Linked DNA regions of Homo sapiens: region 2 is linked to region 1. The links are chromatin contacts, found by Hi-C or POLR2A ChIA-PET in ENCODE. All regions are on one chromosome and are shown on one strand. Each heading gives the region's core, a stretch centred on a gene start or an enhancer-like site at or near the end of the contact. The rest is flanking DNA. Distances are from core to core; before and after follow the strand shown.

The links. Hi-C counts contacts between places; a loop is a spot of excess contacts on that map. ChIA-PET counts read pairs that join two places held with the same protein, here RNA polymerase II (POLR2A). Pooled maps may share reads with other maps.
Region 2: a loop to region 1 is called in a map of B cell, with 16 times the contacts of the local background. The contact joins the enhancer-like site here to the promoter of SYT3 in region 1. A Hi-C loop is called at or near these places in 2 of 168 maps with a recorded cell type or tissue (B cell and breast epithelium) and 3 of 50 pooled maps. POLR2A ChIA-PET finds 5 or more read pairs at or near these places in 3 of 52 experiments (H1, K562 and WTC11).

Annotation. Positions count from the first base shown.
Region 1 is chr19:50,638,175-50,641,524 of GRCh38, forward strand. It overlaps SYT3 (synaptotagmin 3), which reads right to left and starts at 1,707. Exons shown (of 11, transcript NM_001160329.2): 1 at 1,616-1,707; 2 at 851-988. RefSeq lists an enhancer at 1,018-1,312.
Region 2 is chr19:50,677,652-50,681,001 of GRCh38, forward strand. All of the region lies in intron 21 of SHANK1 (SH3 and multiple ankyrin repeat domains 1), which reads right to left. Among named protein-coding and RNA genes, the nearest start is that of C19orf81, 30 kb to the left of the region's middle. Within about 2 kb of position 1,845, at least 4 of the 41 ENCODE cell types and tissues checked have a DNase peak (open chromatin) inside an H3K27ac peak, as active enhancers do; they include B cell, where a contact is called at or near this core.

The DNA of each region.
Region 1 (3,350 bases), core at 457-2,956:
CAAACCTGAAGGATGACATGGAGCCAGCCACAGGCGGGGGGCAGTGGCGCCAGGATGGGAAAAGCATTTTAAAGAAAAGCATTTTAGACAGTAGGAGCAGGATGACAGGGGCTTAGGGTAGGAAAGCAGTTGGAGGGTCCAGGGACCAAGGAGGCCAGACTGGGGTAGACGCGGGGAGGGCCAGGAGAGAAGGATGGATGTGGGTAGAGAGATTGGAGGTGGATAGGTATGGTGGGAGCTGGGGGTGGAGAGGTGGAGATGCAGAGATGGGGACCAAGTTGAGGGAGGGAGAGATACAGGGAGGGGAGACAGAGATAATGTGAAGGGCAGACTGAGGCTCCGAAGAGATGGAGAGGTGAACAGGCAGGCAGAAGGAAAGTCAAGGATTGAGACTTGGGATGGACAGTGACAAGGAATGAACCGAGATGTAATTAATTCACGGGGGCTTGAGAGACGAGAGGACGAGAGACGGTGAAGAGGGGCAGGCAGGAGTGTGGGCAGAAATATCTTTGAAAGAGAAACGGTCGAACGGGAGGATGGATGGGTGGGCAAGGACAGCAGATGATGGCTAGAGATCGCAGATAGACAAAAGGAGACAGGAGGGCTGGGCAGACAGACATGGGTTCATAAGGGAAGGTTCAATGAGCACATAAATGAGAGGAGGCTAGGAAGGAGAGGTGGATGTGGGGAGAGGGGGAATTAGTGACACATGGCTCGGAGCCAGGCATCAAGATGGGTTGAAGGGGATGCAGGGGAATTAGGAACAGACAGACCAGGGCTCACAGATGGACAGGTGTCGTGGGGGTGCTGCAGAAGGCCAGGACTCCAAGACAGGCATGGCCACACTCACCTGCGCTTATCTCTGCCGTGTCCTGGGTGGCAGCCGAGGCGGCGGCGGGCGGCAGCCCATGGGGGTTCTAGGGCGGACAAGGGGCTGTGGACCCGTTCCCACGCGCCGGGTAATGAGAGAGAATGTCTGATCTAGGGGCTGAGGCCGGGAGAAAAAGCTCAGCTTAACAGTCACATCTTGCCCTACTCGAGCCAGCTGCCCGACCCCAGGCGACCCACTGGGAGCCCGGCCACCCCCTCCCACCTCCGGGCCCCCAGCTCCCGTTGAGGGCTTAGAGACTACAATTCCCGGCAGGTCTCGCGCTCGCGCTGCTGCGGCTTCATAGACCCGGCGCTGCAGGATCTGCTGGGAGTTGAAGTCCTTAATGCCTCCGGGCTGCAGAGAGGATGGGATTTTTTTTTTTTTTTTAAGGTTTTGGGGGGTTAAGATGCTGGGGTCCCAAGACGCTTCAGGGGAGGGGAACGATGTCCGGGACTTCGAAAAGCCACGGAGCCCTAAGTCCTTAGGGGCCACGGAATGAGGAAACGATCCCCCCGCGCTGGGGATCGGTGGGCGAGGGGTGGGATACACCCAGGTGTTTCGGGACCCCCTTCCAGGGCCACGTGCCCCTCCCCCGGGGTGGCCAGAGAGCGCTGCAGCGCTCCCACTCCCCGGCCCGAGATCCACGCGCCTCTGCATCTACCCCGCCCCCATGCGCCGGGGCCGACCCCAGGGATTTGACTGGGGCTGGGGCTGTGGCAGGAGGAGGGGGAGGAGCGGACTCACCCGGAGCCGCCGCTGCCGCCGCTGCCGCCGCCGCCGCCGCCGCAGCCCCGCGCGCCAGCCGCGGTGCCGGCTCGGCTCCTCCCCTCGCCACTGTCGCAGGTCCGCGGCTCCTCCCCCTGCACCCCCTCCTTCCCCCACTCCGAACCCGCGGCAAGAAAGCCGAAATCACTTGGCCTCAGCAAGGAAGCAGGGAGATTGCCCGGGACTAAGGCAGCAGAGACCCAGTGGGTTTCCACACTGGGGACCCAGAGATCTAGGATCACGACGTGCTGCTTCTCCAGGGTCCGGGGGCCCAGTTCTCCGCCCCGCTATCTCACAGAGGTAGAAGTCCGGGGACCCCAGGCCCCTCTTCCCAGGAACCCAGGACTTCAGGCCCTCCAACCTGAGCCGCTCTGAAGGCCGGTGGTAGGAGCGGAAGCTGAGACTCAAAGGTACAGTGCCACAGCCAGGATAGAGGTACTAGCAGGGACCTGGGTTTGAATCCCACCTGGGCCAACTCCTGCCTGTGTGCGCCTCTTGCTCTGAGGCCCCGTTTCCTCATCAGCAAAATACACACCATAAACTTATTTCCTAAGGGATCCACAGTTTGAAAAACCGGTCAGTGTAGACAAAACATTGGTACCAACTAGGTACTTAATGAATATTTCTCAAAAGTAGTGAGTAACAGTTTCTGGTATATTAATAGCAGTTAATGGCAATTGTCATTTCCTATAAGTGGTGAAGTGCTAAGTGCTTTGAAAGCGTTTTCTCATTTAATTTTCACTTGGGTGCAATTATGACATTCCCATTTCACAGAGGAGACAACTGAGGCCCATGGAGGTTAAATCCCTTGGGTAAGGTCTAGATCAGGGGTGTCCAATCTTTTGGCTTCCCTGGACTGCATTGTTGTCTTGGGCTACACATAAAATACACTAACAGTAACAATAGCTGATGAGAAAAAAAAAATCACAAAAAAATCTCATAATGTTTTAAGAAAGTTTACAAATTTGTGTTGTGCCGCATTCAAAGCTGTCCTGTGCTGCATGCGGGCCTCAGGCCATGGGTTGGACAAGCTTGATCTAGATCTACATAGCCTGGAGAGGTGGCTCGGAGGCCCCCTCAGTGCTCTCAATCAGTGACATCCAAATAAATACAACCTCTAGGTAAAAATCAAAGGCTGGGCTGACACCTGTAAATCCCAACACTTTGGGAGGCTGAAGTGGGAGGATCCCTTGAAGCCAGGAGTTTGAGACTATCCTGGACAACGTAGGAGACTCCATCTCTACAAAACAAAAAAACCAAAAAACCAAAACAAAACCAAACTAGTGGGTGTGGTGGCGTGCACCTGTAGTCCCACCTACGCAGGAGGCTGAGGTGGGAGGATTGCTGGAGCCCAGGAATTTTTTTTTTTTTTTTTTTTTTTTTTTGTGAGACAGAGTCTTGCTCTGTCGCCCAGGCTGGAGTGTAGTGGCGCGATCTGGGCTCACTGAAAGCTCCGCCTCCCGGGTTCACTCCATTCTCCTGCCTCAGCCTCCTGAGTAGCTGGGACTACAGGCGCCTGCCACCGTGCCCGGCTAATTTTTTTTGTATTTTTAGTAAAGACGGGGTTTCACCGTGGTCTCGATCTCCTGACCTTGTGATCCACCCGCCTCGGCCTCCCAAAGTGCTGGGATTACAGACGTGAGCCACCGCGCCCGGCCTAGCCCAGGATTTTGAGGCTGCAGTGAGCTATGATTGCACCACTGCATTCCATCCA
Region 2 (3,350 bases), core at 595-3,094, 40 kb after region 1:
AGGAAGAACTCATTGGAAGCAATACAAGACACCCTGACAAGATGTGGCGAGCAACTCCAGGGCAAAACCCCAGCCTGTTCCTCTGAACATCCCCATCAAACAGCACAGGGCCAGCTCCAAGCAGGCTTCAGGAGGTGTCGCCTGAAGGCATCCCTGCTTTGACGGATTTCCTGCCATGCTGCTCTTCTCTAAGCGCTTCTCAGCCTGCTCAATCCTTCTCCACTTTGCTGAATGTTTTTCTGACCCCCTCCCCCACCTCCTTCAGCCACAGACCAATACTCTGCTTGGCTTTCTGTCCCGTCCTGCAGCTGTGTGGTATCAGAGAGCAGAACCTTGCAAAAGATAAAGGCAGTAGAGAAGTGGCAAGTGGAAGGAGACACTCTTGTGTGAGCCATTTTACCTGCTATTTTTCGTATGTGTCCTCACTGGATCCTCACACCTGTGAGTTAGGGTGGATTATACCCATTTGGATGATAATGAAAGAGGCCGTGGATCAGAGAGAAAAGGTCCTTATCCTAGACCAGCCAGCGAGTAAGGAGGAGATTCAAGATGCATCGGAGAAAAGAGGTCAGAGTGGCTCAAAAACCCTGAGATAAAATGGGAGGGGTACGAAGAGCCAGGAGAAGGGGGTGTGACCAGTCAGGAAGCACACGGGGACTGCTGAGGGGCAGGGCTGGAGAGGACAGCAAGAACAGAGTCCAGGCAGGAGAGGACAGCTGGGAGGAGGGGAGGAAGGCAAGGGAAACACCTGCATGGGGCACGGGGGCAGGTGGTGGGGGCCAGAGGGAGAGGCGAGGGTCAGGTGACAGGTGAGGGTGAAGGTGATGAGGCAGGGATCCGAGTGACAGTGGAGGGGTTGATGTGACAGTGGAAGGGTCAGAGTGACAGGGAAGGGACCAGGGTGATGGGGGAGAGGTCAGGATGACAGGGAAGGGTCAGGGGGACAGTGGAGAGGTCAATGTGACAGAGAAGGGGTCAGGTGACAGAGTAGGAGTCAGAGTGATGGGGAAGGGTGAGGGTGACAGGGTGGGGGTCAGGGTGAGAGAAGAGGTAAAAGAGAGACAGTGGAGGAGTCAAAGGGAAAACGGAGGGGTCAGGGTGATGGGGAAAGGTCAGGGTGATGGGGAGGGGTCAGGGTGATGGGGAGGGGTCAAGATGATGGGGAGGGGTCAGGGTGTGGGGAGGGGTCAGGATGATGGGGAGGGGTCAGGGTGTGGGGAGGGGTCAGGGTGATGGGGAGGGGTCAGGGTGTGGGGAGGGGTCAGGGTGTGGGGAGGGGTCAAGATGATGGGGAGGGGTCAGGGTGATGGGGAGGGGTCAGGGTGTGGGGAGGGGTCAGGGTGTGGGGAGGGGTCAGGGTGATGGGGAGGGGTCAGGGTGATGGGGAGGGGTCAGGGTGATGGGGAGGGGTCAAGATGATGGGGAGGGGTCAGGGTGATGGGGAGGGGTCAGGGTGTGGGGAGGGGTCAGGGTGATGGGGAGGGGTCAGGGTTACAAGCATTACAGGTAAGGGGTGAGGGTGATGGGGGGGTGTCAGTGTGACGGGGAGGGGTCAGGGTTACAGGCAAGGGGTCAGGGTGACGGGAGAGGGCTTAGAGTGGCAGGGAACTGGTTAGAGTGAGGGGGAGGGGTGTCCCCGACAGAGGAGGGTGCAGAGTGACAGACGCCTCGTCAGATTTGCAAGCTGACAAAAGACACTTCAGCACCATGTGGAAGAAGAAGGGACAAAAATGGGTTAGCTTGACATAAGAAGGGTCAGGGTGACAGGAGAGATGTCAGACTGACGGAGGAACCATAACAATCTGATGGGGCATCGCACTGACTCCCCAGGGAGCACCTGAACTCCACCAACCAACGGGAGCATTCGCTCCCGCGCAGAAGGGACAGCCAATCAGAGTGCGCAGCCTTGCATGACGTCACTGGCTGCCGGGCAGACTCCCCTTCAGTCCGCCGCCCAAAGGCCCAGTTCTCCGTCACCTCGTGGTCTGGCGCCTCAGTGGCAGCGCATGTCCTGCCGCTGACCAGTGGCTGGGGAACTCCTGCTAAGGAGGCAGCCCTGAGAGGGGATAGGGGAGAGAATGGACGGGGAGACAACTGAAGAGACAGAGATGGGGGGACAGAGATAGACAGAGACAGAGAGAGGGAGACAAGGAGACACAGAGACAGACGTAGAGAGACAGAAAAAGAGAGACAGAGATAGAGAGACAGAGACAGACAGACAAAGGCAAAGATGGGGAGAGAGACAGAGATGGAGAGACAGAGACAGAGACAAAGGCAGAGATAGGGAGACAGAGATAGAGAGACAGAGAGACAAAGGCAGAGATGGGGAGATAGAGATGGAGAGACAGAGAGACAATGGCAGAGATGAGGAGACAGAGATAGAGAGACAAGGAGAGAGCTAGGGAGACAAGGAGACACAGAGACAGAGATGGAGAGACAGAGACAAAGAGACAAAGACAGATGGGGGAGAGAGGGAGGTGGGGAAACAGGGAGGGATGGGAAGAGAAAGATAGGGAGAGTGAGAGAGGCGAAGAGCGACAGACAGAGATGGGGCCTAGAAGGGGGAGAGACAAGGACTGAGAGATGAGAGGGGAAATGAGAGGGCGATGGGAAGCATGGGAAGCAGGAAGAGCCCAGAGAGGAAGGAGGGAGGGCAGCTCTGACTCAGAGAGGGCCTGCGCAGCCCCAGGAGGGAACCCCAGAAGTGGGGAGTGCAACTGAGAGGGAGCAATGACGTCTCAGACTGAGAGATGAGGGGGCACGAGGGAGCCCTCGGGCATCAGTGGCGGGTGACAAAGACAGTACCAGAGAAAGCCAAAGCCATACCGAGGGGCGGATGGACAGCAGAGCCCTAGGAGGAGACAGCCCAAGAGGTGCCCTGACCTAGGGTGGATCTGCTGGGCTCCGCGCCCCTGCTGTCCCTACCTCCTCTAGGTTATATGCAAAAGTGCATCTTTGGAGAGGGTTGAAATCTCCCAGTTTCCAAGTCCTTAGATAGTGGCATCTTTTTTTTTTTTTCCCCGAGACAGAATCGCACCCTGTCACCCAGGCTGGAGTGCAGTGGCGCGATCTTGGCTCACTGCAACCTCTGCCTCCCAGGTTCAAGCGATTCTCCTGTCCCATGCTCCCGAGTAGCTGGAATAACAGGCGTGCGCCACCACACCCAGCAAATTTTTGTAGTTTTAGTAGCGACGGGGTTTCACCTTGTTGGCCAGGCTGGTCTCAAACTCCTGACCTCAGGTGATCCACCCGCCTTGGCCTCCCAAAGTGCTGGGATTACAGGCGTGAGCCACCACGCCTGGCTGATAGTGGCGTCTTATACAATGCTTTGCTCTTGTTCACTTTTGTGC